2 separate regions of the Homo sapiens genome follow, and region 2 is linked to region 1. A link is an interaction called in ENCODE POLR2A ChIA-PET data of the cell type or tissue named here. Cell type or tissue: Panc1. All regions are shown on one strand. Each heading gives the region's core, and the rest is flanking DNA. Links, peaks and the distances in the headings are about the cores only.

What was found. ChIA-PET counts read pairs that join two places held together with the same protein. Peaks named below come from ENCODE experiments on the same cell type or tissue, not always from the same donor. Only the 100,000 strongest peaks of a DNase experiment are listed, where the experiment ranks them.
Region 2: POLR2A ChIA-PET joins it to region 1 with 10 read pairs; 4 of 35 experiments call an interaction of 5 or more read pairs at or near these places.

What each region holds. Positions count from the first base shown.
Region 1 is chr1:172,161,187-172,169,537 of GRCh38, forward strand. The region is part of intron 14 of DNM3 (dynamin 3); the gene reads left to right. Among named protein-coding and RNA genes, the nearest start is that of DNM3OS, 21 kb to the left of the region's middle. In Panc1, for the core only: no CTCF peak of the experiment used is centred there; no DNase peak of the experiment used is centred there; H3K27ac peaks cover 3,834 bases.
Region 2 is chr1:172,407,038-172,415,388 of GRCh38, forward strand. DNM3 (dynamin 3) reads left to right here. Exons shown (of 21, transcript NM_015569.5): 21 at 735-5,680. The coding sequence ends at 804. The region is part of intron 1 of LOC102724528 (a long non-coding RNA gene); the gene reads right to left. Among named protein-coding and RNA genes, the nearest start is that of C1orf105, 9.5 kb to the right of the region's middle. In Panc1, for the core only: no CTCF peak of the experiment used is centred there; no DNase peak of the experiment used is centred there; H3K27ac peaks cover 676 bases.

The DNA.
Region 1 (8,351 bases), core at 58-8,057:
TATTATATATATGTATATATTTTATAATAATATATATGATCCAGATACAAAGTGGTGCTTGCCATTCAGTGAAACAGTGGATAAAGAACAGAAAGCAGTTCAGGAGGAACAAACGAATGGCACTAGGAAGGAAGACAACAGAGCACTCGAATGTTATCATGGGCCGTTTCTCAGCCTAACTTCAGCATTATGAGACACTTATTAAGAATTTTTTAAAAGTTTATCACAGTATTAGAGTGAAATAATAGGGATATGAGATAAATCAACAGAGTGTTGCTGGAATGGGATAAAGAGAAGATAAAAATCAATCAAGAAAAATGCTTCCCCTTTGCTTGACATTGGTAATGAGACATGACTCCATTTAATACCTACATTTTAAGAGAGATATGAAAAATTTGAGAGGGGTACCACAAATGAGCAACTAAATGATTCAGGACTGCAATCTGGTAATGTAATTGGTGGGGGCCTGAGGAGGACTTTATGGGAAAAGGTGTTGTTTTGACTTGGACAGAAGGTTAATATCGACTTAACTGCCTCAAAATAAATTAGATTTCAGGGTAAGAAGGATGTTCAGCCACAGTTCATCTTCTGAGGTAAAATAAACAAACTAGTATAAACTGCTACCAGAGACATAGATTGAGCAAAAGAATGAACTCCATGAAATTGACTGCTATTGAACAAAGAGAGGTACCATCATGATAAGTTGTGGGTTTTCTTTCAGTGATTGTCTTTTTAAAATGAGATTTATCCGTTGGGGTTGGGTAATTTGGCTGTCTCGTTTTCTAAAAGTGTGATTCTCTAAGGCAATATTTTGGATAAAGTGTATTTGCCAAGGAATTAAAAGAGCTTTGTCTGACATTTGGTTAAATTTGTTATTTGCATACTTTAAAGCATTCATTCAACAAATATATATTAGACATGGACTTATGTTAGTAAATATTTTTATAATAGTAGGAAACATAGGAATATGTGCTATTATTGTCATTGAGAAACAATGTGTAATTTCTTGCCTAACCTCTGCTTTTGATTATTTATACAGTTTTTTCTAATGAGATAATTTAAACTTAGTATAATATATTGACGTATCTGTTGCTTTTGCTTGATTATCAGCTTTGAGATTTTCCTTAGAGAATGCATGATTTATAAGTTCAAAAAAACAACATTTTGGGTCAAATCATACACATAAGGGCTGCTTTCCAAACATTTGGCAGTAAATTCTGACCTCCTGATTAATGTCAAGTAGTTTACTTAATATATGATGTTGTCATGGTGACAATTACTCAAAAACACAAACATGGAAAGCAGAAAAAAAATAGAAAGAAAGAGAGATGGCTGACAGCTTTCTTATGTATTTCTCCTGCTTTAAACGTATTCCACTAAGGGGTAAGAAAGATAATTTTTCCTTGCATGCCTTTTTATACTTTTTGAATTTTGAGCTATATGAATATATTGCTAATTTTAAAGTGTTACATTATAATATTTTAAAATTTTAAAACAAAACTTTGGCTTTGTTTTATAAATAAAATCTCTTAAAAATTTTTCTTTTGAATTAAAAAATATCAGATTTCCCAGAATAATTTACTTCAATCTATTTTAATCTATACTGAGATCATTATGTGAGAGTATTACTCTTTTCTTTGTTTTCAGGGCTTTGCATAAGGTGACTTGAATAATATATGCAAAAGATATTTTGTGAATGAATACTTGTGAAATCTTTTAAATATTCCTTTAATACAGAAGCATATATTCTTTTCAAGACACTTACATAAGCCAGTTTTTGGTAGAATTCTGCCTATTCATGAAAGCAGGCATCCTTGAGACTTATTTTTCTTACAGCTTTACTGAAGTATACTTGACAAATAAAAATTATATCTATTTAAGGTGTACAATGTGATGTTTTGATATATGTTATGAAATGATGACCACAGTCAAGTTAATTAACATGTACATCACCTCACATCATTACTATTTTTGTGTGTGTGTGCAGTGGGAACACTTGAGATTGAGATCTAGTCTCTTAGCAAATTTCAAGTTTACAGTGCAATATTCTTTTTTTGTTTTTTTTTTTTTTTGAGACGGAGTCACTCCGTCACCCAGGCTGGAGTGCAGTGGTGTGATCTTGGCTCACTGCAACCTCCATCTCCTGGGTTCAAGCCATTTTTCTGCCTTAGCCTCCTGAGTAGCTGGGACTACAGGTGCATGCCACCATGCCCAGTTAATTTTTTGTATTTTTGGTAGATACGAGGTTTCGCCATGTTAGCCAGGATGGTCTCAATCTCTTGACCTCGTGATCTGCCCCCCTTGGCCTCCCAAAGTGCTAGGATTACAGGCGTGAGCCACTGTGCCTGGCCAATATTCTTAACTATAGTCACCATGCTGTACAGTAGGTTTCCGGAACTTAGTTTGTTGTATTACTGAAAGTTTGTACCCTTTGAGCAACACTTCCCCATTTCCTCCACCACCCCCAGGCCTCTGGCAACAACATTTTCTACTCTCTTTTTCTATGAGTTCAACTATTTTAGATTCCTTGTAAGTGAGATCATGCACTATTTGTCTTTCTGTGTCTGGTTTATTTCACTTAGCATGATGCCCTCTAGGTTCATCCGCATGGTCACAAATGGCAAGATTTCTTTCATTTTTAAAGCTGAATATTTCATTATTTCATATGTATGTATTTCATATGTGTATATGTATGTGTATATATGTATATATGCACATGTGTATATATGTATATATGCATGTGCATATATACACATGCATACATATATATACACACACACACACACACACACACACACACATCTCACATTTTTTTTTATCCATTCATCTGTTAAGTTGTTTCCACATCTTGGCTATTGTGGATAATGCTGCAATGAATGTGGGGTTGAGACTTTATAATGAACTAACCACTAACTGAGCTTTTTCAAATAAGAAAGTACAGTTGAAAACAACAGTAGCTTCCTACTTAAAGTAATAAAGGAAAAGGGGAGAGAATTCGTGTTTTATTTGTCTTTTTCCTTTTCTCTCTCTATTTTCTTTTCTTTTCTTTTTTTTTTTTTTTGAGGCCTTACTATGAACCAAAATAATATGACACAATCTAAGGTGACAGGCAGTGTTAAGGTCTGTGTTCAGGTTAGGGTGCTATTACTTAGTATTACAGCCAGAGGATCAGAAATACCCAAGTCCTCTGAGACTACAGCAATCACTTCCCCTATGGTTGCTGAGGATGCAATAATGGCAAAGAAAAGCAAAATAACACCTTGTTATTTTCTGGGGATTTGTCCCCAAATCTTAGTGCAAAAAACTCTGGCCAGCCAGGCCAGACCATGTATCTGGAGCAACCACTTCTCCTGAGGTGGTGAGGCATAGGTAGCTTCAAATCAAAGGAGGCCTTTACTATCCCAATGTTCATACCCAAGTTTTTGCGTCTTATCATATTCTAACCACACATAAAAGGACATCAGCCTTGACCCTAAAGATGCCAAGCACATGACGGTGTAAACCAGAGGGACAGCTATGCCTGTGTGTGCTGATCTTTTCCTGTTAATCCCTTTAGCAAGGGTGGCCCAATCTACCAAACCATAGCCACTCCTGCTCCTGGAGGACAGAGGCAGTGTATGAGGAAGGTAGTGGGAGTGGTTTTAAAGGACCCTTTTTCCTAAGGGCATCAGACATGGTAACCCTAGGGTGGTCAAAAGTGGCTGGGCTACACTGCAGTTCTTCTAGTCATTTGTTTCAAAGCCCAAAGCAAGCATGCCTCCTGTTTATACTAATGGCACATGTAACCCTTTTTGTCCTGAGGCTGAGTACTTGGCACAAACACAAGCTGGTCATTTTAACCAAGAGTACAATGTAGTCTGGAGATCCAGTGTTATTAATTGTCCATTTTCAGCCTATCTAAAGGAGCAATCTTAGTAAATCCACTTACATGTATGTGCATGTTAAAGACCTAACTGGTCTTTAACCTGATTCCTTTTTCAAAAATACAGCTTTACTGGGTGAAGTGTAAATGGAAACTCTCTACTATTCTTCCAATGCTTTGGTAAGTCTAAAATTATCTCAAAAAAGTTTTTTTAGAAAGTGGAAAATAAAAGATAGAACAAAATGACAATCTCTTTCAGGGGAAAAAAAGGTGAGAGTAACAGAGTAAAGATATTTTACTTTAAGGAAGTAAAGATATTTCTGCATGTTTAATATTTATACGCATACACAAAATACAGCTTTTATGATACCACACTGCTCAAAAACTCTTAGTGACTTCTTATAATTTATAGGTTGCAGTTCAAATTTGTTAGTCTTGGAATGTAAAGGTCTCTTAAATTGAGCCCCAGCCTACCTTCCCAGCATTATAGGTTACTATTATCCTGCTCCAGATCCCTAGCCAAACTGGGCTCCTCCCTGACCTCCAGCAGGGATTTCCCCTTCTACCTCATGAAATCTACAGCAACCAACGCTGCAAGGAACATTTAAATTCTTACTTCCTTCAAGAAGTCTTCCCGGATCACCTCCAACTCAAGGTAATACTTTATTCCTCTGTGACAAATGTTGCATAGAAATCTTTAATGCTTCTTTAAAATATATTATTTTTAATATTCATGTTATGTGCTTATGTCTCATCTCTCCACTAGAATTTTTAAGCTATTCAAAGTCAGGACCTTATATATTTTTTTGAATTCTTCACATTGCCTAAAACCTTAATTAATTAAGGAATCCCACAAACTTTTATCAATTATCTTTTTTGTGCCAGGCACTGTGCTGGGTGCTTGGAATATAAAGCATAATAAAAAGATTTCTTAAGGAAGCCTTTCTTGTTTCCCCCTGGCCAGCTTAGAGGGTCTCTCTTCCGAGATCCCATTGCATCCTGTCCTAATCACTATCTTATTAATACTCAGGGGTATTGCACCATATGGTTTGTGGAGTATGTGTCTGTTTCCTCCAGGATGCAAGCACCTTAAGAAGAGACACTTGGTCTTTTTTCATTATATCCCCTGAACTCAGAATAAAAATGTAGAAATGCTCAATATATGTGTGCTGAATGAGAAACTGCAGCTGAAAGTTGTGGTTGGTTAGTGGAATAATTATAGCTGATACCCTCAATTAAATAGGTGATTAGCTTTCAAACAAAATACATTCTTGTGATTTCTTTTCTTTCTCCTCTTCCAATTAATGTATATTTTTAATCATCATCACTAAAGTACCTCACGACATAAGTTTTATATATGCTGTAATATGAATACATTTGCCATCATAGTGATCACATCATATATAGGTACTACAGATATATACAAGTTTTTTGAATTCCAGGAACAAATGTGCACTGCCAATTTGATTATCTCTAGCTATAGGTATCAAGTTAGGATTAGACCTGGATCCCCTGAAGACAAGTAATCCAACGTGGGTTTTAATCTGTTTTTGAATTCTAAGTATCTAGCGCAAGCAAGGTGCCTAGAACATAGTATACAATAAAAAGTGTTTGCAGAATTAATTATATGAATAATTACATTTCCCCATCCTACCCAACATATTTTTTTGCTAGTCATTTTAATCTCATTTTTTTATCAAAGCTGCTAAAAAATAGAACTTACTCATTTTAATTTTCTACTACTCTTCCTGCCTTTTTGCTCTAAAATCCTAAAATGCCAAAAGTGGGAGCTTGAGACTAAAAAGGAGCAACAAAGATTTATGTCATCCAGAAGTTCATTCTCAGATCTATATAAATGGCAAAGCATTGCATTCTTTTTTTTTTTTAATACTTTAAGTTCTAGGATACATGTGCACAACATGCAGGTTTGTTACATATGTATACATGTGCCATGTTGGTGTGCTGCACCCATTAACTCGTCATTTACATTAGGTATATCTCCTAATGCTATCCCTCCCCCATCTCCCCACCCCATGTCAGGCCCTGGTGTGTGATGTTCCTCACCCTGTGTCCAAGTGTTCTCATTGTTCAGTTCCCACCTGTGAGTGAGAACATGCAGTGTTTGGTTTTCTGTCCTTGCGATAGTTTGCTGAGAATGATGGTTTCCACCTTCATCCATGTCCCTACAAAGGACATGCACTCATCCTTTTTTATGGCTGCATAGTATTCCATGGTGTATATGTGCCACATTTTCTTAATCCAGTCTATCATTGTTGGACATTTGGGTTGGTTCCAAGTCTTTGCTATTGTGAATAGTGCCACCATAAACATACGTGTGCATGTGTCTTGATAGCAGCATGATTTATAATCCTCTGGGTATATACCCAGGAATGGGATGGCTGGGTCAAATGGTATTTCTAGTTCTAGATCCTTGAGGAGTCACCACACTGTCTTCCACCATGGTTGAACTAGTTTACAGTCCCACCAACAGTGTAAAAGTGTTCCTGTTTCTCCACATGCTCTCCAGCACCTGTTGTTTCCTGACTTTTTAATGATCACCATTCTAACTGGTATGAGATGGTATCTCATTGTGGTTTTGATTAAAGCATTGCATTCTTAACTGAAAATTGCTGATTCTTACTAACAAAGGAAATCTCATTTTTTTTCCATATAATTGATGCCCTCACTTATTTACTTGGGACAAACAGGTACATAATTTGCCTTCATAGAATTATCAAAATCAGTGTACTGAAAATTTAAATGCAGTCACAATTATTTAGTTCATGTTGCTCCAAAATATCACATTAGGAACTTGAAGTAGAGAGACTTCGAGTTGTTAAACTGTGTCTTGATAACTCATATTACCACAGTAAGATTTTTTTTAAGTGCAATTTCCTGCAAAGTGGAGATTAATTCCTGACGCTTTGAGGTTTTGGGTTCTTCAGATAAAAGACTACAAAGGGAAAACATGAACATACCATCTCCGGGAGTAATTATACTCTTTAGCATTCATGGATGTTATGCTATTTTCCTCAACATTAGCACAACTTTGCCCTATTTCAGAATAAAACAAACATTTCCTTATGGCTTTAACTACCTATATCATAATTCACTGTGCAATAGCTTTCAGTGCTAGGATGTTAGGTAAATACTTGATTAATGAGTTACTTTAGATTACTAATCATTAAATATGGTCTCCCTTTTTTTTTTGTCTTTTCTTAAAATATTAACTACACTGGGAAAGCAAGAAAGCACACCTGCCATTTCCTCACTATGGGCTATCATTTCTCCTTGTATGTGTTAACACAGAGAATAAAGGAGAATCCTGTATATTTTAACAAAAGGTTTAGTGGTCATAGCAGGGTGAATGCTTTAAATAGGGCTGAGTATGCAATTGTTCTATTATCGAGACAATTGCCTGATTGAGAACAGCTCTCTGGAAAAGCTCCAAGTATGTGTCCAGATTACCACAGGGTGCTTGGAGTGATTAGAATTGCTCATGAGCAACCAAATGCTCTGGCTTGTCTCCACTAAGCAATTGAAGTATATGGGATCCTGAGAGACATGACTTAGTTGAAAGTATTCTCTTCCTGTTCTAGCTTTCTTTGCCTCACTGGAAATATTAAATGCACAGCAGACCTCTATACAGGAAGCCCAAATGCAGACATTAGGTTTGCAAGGTGTCCCCAGCCAACTCCACATGAGACAGGCCCCTCACACGGTCTTATTGCCTATAGAGTCCTGCTCTGATGAGAACTTTCAGACATTTTAAAATTAGGCATAGATTATCAAGCTGCACCAAATTGCCAAGTTGCAAAACCCGAAGATTATCAAGGGGTTTCTTGGTAAAAGATTATCAAGAAGGGGTTTCTACTATGTTGTAAGAGGTGAAACTTGGCATACATTTTAAGACGAACATGGTCCTTTTGCATTTGAATTTTCAAAGGTGCAAATAATTATAAGTCAGGGATGGTGAAAATAGTAGTAGTCTTTGGATATATACATTAGCTTTTTTCTTTTGAGCGCTCACCATAGTATATCTTGCTCAGTTATCATCACCATGCAATTTTTTTTATAAGACAGAATCCTTCCCTATTTCTGCAATTTGTTTGGAATGAAATTCCATATTGAGGGGATATTCCTCCATTGCAGATACTTTTAAGAAGAAGCCTCTCTACCAATTCTCCATCAACCTGAATGAGCTGAGTTTGGGTACTCTCAGAGCTTGAATGGGTCAAATACTCCTTTATTTGCCACTTGGGCTCCTAATTACCCCAAGTCCTGTCTTTTTAGCTACATCTCTGTGACTGCTGCTTCTCAGAAGAAAATGATTCATTCTGTTATTTTCATGAAATCATGAAGAATCCCATAATCTTTTCATCCTATCATTGGGCATTTAGTCTTAGGGAAAACAACATTTTGCCTAAGGGTGTTTGGTTTTCAAATGGTTGAGCCTGACTTTTTGGCTTCTAAGGCCATGGCCACTAAT
Region 2 (8,351 bases), core at 95-8,094, 250 kb after region 1:
TTGGTAATGTTGAGACTCTCAAATACAGTAATATTTCATTATCTAAAGTACGTTTGCTTAGTAAACTCAGCTACCAGAAACATCATTACCAACTAGAAAGTGAGTAATACTACTAATACCAATACTAAAGTCTTTAAGACCCAAAATAGGAACTAGAGCTCCTGCAATTTAAACAGGCACTCAACACTGAGCCTATTTACACTTGCTACAGAGAACTCTAAAGACTTGCTTTTCTGATTTTTAGTGCTCTGTAAATTACAAGCATAATATAGAACAAATTGGAGAAAGTCAAAAAGGCAATGAGAAGTGATAATAATATCCTGAAAGAAAAAGGAAAATTATATGTGAGAAATAAAAATTCAAAAGCCATCATTGTCTGAAACAGTATACCTTATTAGTTCCTGAGTTCATTCTATGTAATTATTATATTCTATTGGCTAAGATATGTGCAGTACGTTTCAGATGGCTTTCAAATAGTTTCATATTTCTTATTAGTATTGGAAGGAATGACTTCAGTTTTGAGAAAGATTTGCATATGAAAAAAGACGTAATTTTCATTAAAACTACTAGATAAATGAAAGGTGACAATGTTAAAATCATTACAGATCATAACCACTTCTGCTGGCCTGTATGTGCATGAGCATGTGTGTAATGGCTCTTTCTCAGTGTCCTTGGAACAATGTTCTGCTAGATATTCTACTTGTTTCTTTACCTTTCTCTTTTTCTCTTTCTAGCCGGAGACCACCCCCATCACCAACTCGTCCCACTATAATCCGCCCACTAGAATCCTCCCTGTTAGACTAAACGAAGTGTCTGGCATGGCAATTAATCACTAATGAATTATGCGAAAGCAACATATTTGATAACCGTTGCAGTAAATCATGAGTAGTCGCATGTGTGGACATCAGTAGGCAAGTAACCAGTTTTACTAATGCATTCATCGCTCATCTTCATTGCTCATGGTATGTCAAACCTTTGGGGTTTGACTCAGAAACTGCTAACCTTTTAGAGGCTTTATATGTTGTACTGACCAAGGTAGGTTTGTATAGCAGCCCTATACTTTGGGGATCATTTGCCTACCATGGCATATATTTGAAATTGCTTTGGACAAGTTTTCTAGGCTATCTACCAGGTAGCTCATTAAACGTAATTCTTCAGATATGAGATAGTGGGCTTAGACCTAAGCCATACATATTTCTTTTCCCACATTCTGTTTAGGATGACAGTAATTCTGTTGTCTACCATTAATGCTACTACCTACTCCATAATTGCCTATTTAGCTCCTCTTTTCTTCCTTTTTATTTCATAAGACTGCTAGGAAGTGATTTTTTAAAATTAGGACTCCTTAAGAATAAACTTTTCCAGAAGCACGAGGTAGTTTGCAAAGGAAAAGTCTGCACTGTTTGCTCTAAAGAGCTTCTCCTCATTCCAATGTGTTTTGCTTCATGCTAGAAGCATATGCAACAGTGAATAAAAGCTTCTTTTTTTGTTAATCAGTCAATAAATTTGGCTAATTAGTTTCAGAGTTCAAGGAAGAAGCAAAATATCACATCTCTAGAAGTGTTGGGAAAAATATAATTTCTTTCTTTACTTATATTCACCTCATGGTAGGTTATATTGAAGGCTGACATGGAGAATGTTTACTTTTCTATTTGGCATAGCTAACTACACTTTGATACTAACTCCAGTTTTACTATTATTATTTTGGTTGGAAAAAAAATTCACTCTTTACGTGCTAATTTGTAATCTTGTTTTGTAAGAATTTATCCTACCCTTGAAACAGGCTCAGTGTAACTGTATATCCATTCTAGGCTTTCTTAATAAATCTTGAGGCTATGGGATAATCACATTTAAAGAATGGTTCCTGAAATGAAGTCAGTAGAAATGGCATGGGATAAGAGCAGAGCTCACACTTTTACAGTTGCAGTATTTCAAAGTCCCTATCCAGGTCACTCCAGAAAAGGGTATTGAAACGTTGAAATCTAAAGCAAATTTGCAATTTCTTAAGATTTCTAAAATTTACCAGAACAGTTTAGCCTGGGGGTTAATAGTTAAGTCTTGAGGCTAAGTTTTGGACTACCAAGGACCAGATGATTCACATGTAGGAAACAGCCAGAAGCCAACTGGAATTTTGTGTGCTAACTGTTCCCAGACAGCAGAGCAAGTATTCACTGAGTAGGGGTGTCCCATGACACTATTTCATATTCTACAGAAGTAAATCAGGTTTCACCAACTGAAATGTCTCCCTTTGAAAGTAGCAAACATGATTTGTATGTTAACTTAACTTTAATTTCCTGTGTAGTTTACACCCAGAGCAGATACTCATAAAGTATAAAGTAAAAACTTTTAACCATTATTAAACAGAGAACTTGCCATGTTGAGTGCCATTGTATTGAACTTATTCTAAAGGCTTATGCTAACCCATTTATAATTGGTAAAAATCAGAAAATACAAGATTTACATAAAGGTCATTTCAACTTTTAAGGTTACCAGTGATTGTATAAAAACATCACAATCCTAAATCCTCTCGTATCTCACCCCAAACCCCAAACTGGGGGAAAAAAAGTTAACTCTTTGTGAATGGAACCAATGTGCAAGATACATACTGCATTTTTAAAATAGTGTCTCAGCTAAATGGAAAACTGTTAAGCAAACATCCATAGTAAAACAAATAATCTTCAGTGAGATCTTTTTATAAAACTTCTTGTTTTTAGGATTCCCTTTGCTTCTTCCTTTGAATTCTCTAAAATAGGCAGCTAACGGATTATATACTTCAGGGTTTGGCTTTGTGCTAAATGTGGTTTTGTGTTTTGCTGTATTTCAAAATTTTCCTTCTGTTAAAGGAAAATATTGTGAATAACCACTGGTGTGTTCTTAGATCAGCACAAACCATGTCAAAAAAAATTGGAGATTTTTTTCCAATTTTCCTTCCACTGATCTTAGGCAGTAATAAACAATGGCATTTGTCATCTTTGGCACTTGCTTTTAGATTATAGTCCCACAGTTGCACTGCCCCAATTGTCTACCTTTGTGGGTACATTTTTGTTCTTTACTCCTAAGTTATTTCTCATAGAACCCAGCCTACTCTAGAATTTCAGCAGTGACATTGGAGAATATTTTTAATTTGCTGCAGTACTATGTCATATTATTAGTATGAATCTCATTTCCCAAAGGGTTTGTATTCTGCTAAAAGGAGATGCCAATGTTGAATGAAGTCTGAAACTCTAGTATGTGCATAGTTTGACGTGCAGCATGCACACCAGGCCTTAAGATGGGAATGTAGCTTAATGATTTTCTGTTTCCCATACCATTTCTAATCTTTTGTGTAATTTTCTCTTAACTGATTGCTCTGATATTGTAAACACAATAGATGTAGCTCTATCATGTCTAGCATAATTTAAAAAATCAGTGTTTTTAGGATTTGGGAAAATAAACTGTAAATGTTTATTTGATAGGTAAATATAGTTTTATTGTCACATGCTAAATATTGCATGCATATTGACTAATTGGAATAACCATTTACTCAATTATGGACAGCTTATTGAAATAGTATTGATTTAGAAAAAGTATATTGCATTTCTAAAAAACATCTACCAAGGTTACTCGTCTGAATATTGCTTTTAGCCGTGTTTTATAACATAGACGAGCAGTAGGGTCTGTTTATTAGCAAATTTCCTATTTGTTCCAATACAAACTCACTTTATTCTAAAGTATATTAATGAAACCAGTTCCTGTGATGTAACTGTAAGCCTTCTCGACTTAGACTTAAAAAGTGGTCACATAGATTAATTTTGTGACTTTTTAGTATAGACTGTAGCCATAATTCTCAAATATGAAATGGGACCTAATACCAGTATGTGATAAATGTTGATGTTTTCTGTGTACAAACACATTTTCTATGCATGTGTCTCTGTGTATATGGCATATACCTAGTAAGTATGTTTCTGTAAGTATGTGTATTTTATGTCCATTTGAGTAGGTAGGTAGGTTTTAAAAATACTAGTTAAAATGCCACAAGCATGAGTGTGATTGTATGTGCACTGTGTGTATATATATAAATATATGTATATGTATGGTTGTAAATATCTATGTATACATGTACTTAGTATGTGTGGTATCAGGATATTTTTTAAACTGTGATAATACAACAGATAGCTTTGAATGATCTGCCATAACATGTGGTAACAATAGTTCATTTCTCATAACATATATGAGGTATACAAAATTTTCTAACTCCAGATTGTAGTCATTTTGAGAGGTACAAAGCTCATAATTACCATGACAACATGGTAATGTCCATAGACATTTGTATCTGAATCCACAAGAAGATCTGAATCTAAGAAGGAATTACCTTTGACAATATTTTTCGGTAAGAAGTAAAACCTCTGGAGACCTATCTTTAAGATCTCTAATTGGAATTATAAATTATTTTTGGATTGCTGAGCTGAATCTTAAAAAGCCAAGTTGATATACATAGTCATTTTTCCTCTATGGTAGAAGTAAAAAAAAAAAAAAAGGACATAGCAACATTAAAGTAGTGGATTTTTCTGAGTAAATTTGCTGAAAATATAAGAGAGAAGCTATCTAATACCTTGGAGGTAGGTCATCCACTTTTTCAGGTAAACATTTTTCATTTGGCAAATGGCATAATTATTTGAAAGTGACAGGAATCTCCTCAGAATGAAGAATAAAGCCTACTAGGTCTCTAACTGTTGAACTCATGAAAGAAGATAGTGTATGAGACTTAAGCCATGAGTTTTGTATCATTTCAATTAGAAGACTACTAGCTGTGAGCTCAGAGTTTAATGTAAATGAATCTAGATGATTTTGAAGAAATGATTATTCGTTCACCAGATCACTCATTGTACATTCTAAAAAGCTCAAATGAGTCTTCTAGATACTCTTACTCATCCTGTCTGGTTGCTATGTTTAAAATTATGTGGTGCTGTGTAGGTGAAACTTTAAGAATATTTTTGAAGCATATGTAATATATGCACTGCTATTTGTGTGTGTGTGTGTGTCTTTGTATATATGTAAGAATGTGTGTATGTGTGAGAGCAAGAGAGAGGAAACTCAAAGAGGAGTGTTTGTCTTAAGACCTGTTCATACTGGTATATTGGTGAGACTTCTCACTTCTGGTTGGAGGTTTCACATATGGCTCAACTCAAGTCATTAATCTCTTTTTAATTTTTACTCTTGAATTCCTTAAACTTCGCTCATTATGAAATGTTTTAAAATTATGACAAAAATTACTCTGTCTAACCACTTGCCTTGTCTGCTACCAGTTTGTTAAAAATTATTCCCCCCAACCAGTAATTCCACCAGTACTACTTGATTTGTGTTATATTTCCTATGTACATGTACAGCCTTTGTTTTGCTTGCTTGTCTATTTTTACTTTCCCTTTTTTGGGTCAAATTTTTCTTTTGCTTTGTTTGAAGAAGGAATATACAGAAGTAAAATCTTGTCTTCTCTGCTGATTCTTTAATTAATATGAGCCGGATACTTTCCACTGTCTTCTTGGCACTTTCAGGATTTCTTAATGCTGATATATGGACTCTTAGAATGGAATTTTTGAAGAAAAATCTCAAAGCCTGTATCGTTCTTGAAGGTCACATGTACCTATTGTGAAAATGTGAAGCTGTATTTCTGAAGCTGAAATAAATTATAACATTTGAAGGACCCCTTTTCCTCATTCTTGTATATATTTGAGTCATGTCTATGCCTTTCAGTAATACCTGAGACTTCTAAATATTTATAGCTCTTTTGATTAAATTGTCCCAGAGTTACCAAAGTAAAGAATGATAGCATTTTCCATTTCTGTCATTAATTTGGAGAAAGATGGGATTTTTAAAGGGAACAAATTGGATAAATCAAAGGCAGGAGAGTGGGAGACATTGTGTTTCTGATTTGATGTCATTATTGGAATCGATTGACGAACACAAACCTTAGCAGGAGGGTATGATGTGACAGTTACCAAGAAGCACCATGACAGTTTGCTGTTGAAAATGAAGCATTTATTTTAGAAATTCTGGGAAGTGGAAGGAGGAAAGATGGTGTGCCCAAATGTTAGGTCCACAGAAGGCATTTCTTATAGCAAATATTTTAGCTCCTGACCCAACAATTAGCCTCTGTTATTTGTTCACTGGGCATAGACAGGACAATTTGCCCCTTTCAGTTTCCCCAGTTTTTTGTTTGTTTGTTTGTTTTTGAGACGGAGTTTCGCTCTTGCCCAGGCTGAAGTGCAGTGGCACTATCTCGGCTCACTGCAAGCTCCGCCTCCCGGGTTCACGCCATTCTCCTGCCTCAGCCTCCTGAGGAACTGGGACTACAGGCGCCCGCCACCACGCCCGGCTAATTTTTTTTGTAATTTAGTAGAGACGGGGTTTCACCATGTTAGCCAGGATGGTCTCGATCTCTTGACCTCGTGATCTGCCCGCCTCGGCTTCCCAAAGTGCTGGGATTACAGGTGTGAGCCACCGCACCCGGCCCAGTTTCCCCAGTTTTAAGAGAATGTATTCAGAAAATGAAAGAATGACACAACTTTGTCCTAATTTTGAGTTTCCAGAGAATAGAGGAAGACTCTCTATTACAAGAGTTTTGATGACAAGTCCCTTATCAATTGACATATTCCCAGATTGTGCCATCTAAATGCAGAAGACAAGAAGGTGATAGGAGGAGAGAGATGTTGATTTATTTTCTTTCTGCGATCAGGGCATGCTCATTGTGAAAAGATGAACTGGACAGATTGTTGTGTGAATTTACTCTTTCCTGTGGGATTTCTTTTTCATATCTATACATTTTCCATGAGTGGAACATCTGTACCTTCAAAGGAAGCTTCTTACTGGAAGAAAGATTCTGGATGCGAATCATGCTGTATACCTGTGTTCTGTTTGTTTGTTTTGTTTTAACTGCATGATTTTGAAGTATGTTAATCATATATTCAGAATAGTTTCTAAAGGTAATTTCCAAAAACAAAGAAACTTATTGTAACTATTTGGCAATTTTCCATTGGTGTTTTAAATAGCTCTGGCATTGGTGTAAACATATGCTCAATCTGTTTCCAAGATTTTTGTTTTTCTGATGGGACCTTTAAATTTCATATTGAGAAACGTGTTTAGTATTTGGTTTAGAGTGACCTCAAACTTTGCTTCCAAGCACTTCAACACACACCTGGCATAGCCACTTTTCAGACCTGTTACTAGTATTATTTTATATTATGGCAGCCTAATAATTAGAATACATACAAGAGATATTGGCTAAAACTACAACCTTAATTCAAAATTTCTCAAAGTGCATTCCATGAAATCTTAATAAGTTTTACATACACATACACCAATGGTTTTTTGGCCAAATATGCTTGAGAAATAATGACTAAAAATCAAATGTTTCTTTATTGAAAGACTTCACAGAAACCTTAAAATCAGACTGCATTGTGAATCTCCAAGAGATGAGTAATGTCTACATATTTCTCAGACTTATTTGACCATAGAACATCTCACAGATCTAGTGTCCTGAGGCACATGCCTTAGGAAACTGCTTCAGTGGCTTTAAGCCAAAGGAAAAGACATTGAGTGTGATTTCCTCAGTACAGACTCTCACTAACAAAAAGTTGGATGATAAAATCAAATGTACTACTCAGGAGGCTGAGGCAGGAGGATCAGTTCAGCCCAAGAGTTTGAGACCAGATTGGCAACACAGCAAGACCTCATCTCTAAAAAAAAAAAAAAAAAAAGTTGTTTGTTTTAATTAGCTGGGCATGGTGGCTCATGCCTGTAGTTCCAGCTACCGGAGAGGCTGAGGCAGGAGGATCAGTTCAGCCCAAGAGTTTGAGACCGGATTGGCAACACAGCAAGACCTCATCTCTAAAAAAAAAAAAAAAAAAGTTGTTTGTTTTAATTAGCTGGACATGGTGGCTCATGCCTGTAGTTCCAGCTACCGGAGAGGCTGAGGCAGGAGGATCACTTGAGCCCAGGAGTTTGAGACTGCAGTGAACTGTGATCGTGCCACTGCATTCCAGCCTGAGGAGTGGAATGGGACCCCACCATCTCTTAAAAAAGAAAAAGACCAAATGTAAGAGCAACAAGAGCTCTCAACTAAGGGCAATTCATCTGGAGCTCTGGTACTTTGTCAAAGGAGTATCTGACTCTTAAGGAGGAAAGTCACATTGGAACAGGTAGCACAAAAGCAGTTTAGAGACATACATGCATTGAGTCTTAATGAGACTTATGAAGGATTCAGATAATTTTATACCTTACCTTTTCTCTCTGACTCTCCAAAAAAGGGATTCTTTAAATTACCTCCATGAGATTATTGTGAAGGAAGGCATCCAGGTTGATCTAAGATTAATCAT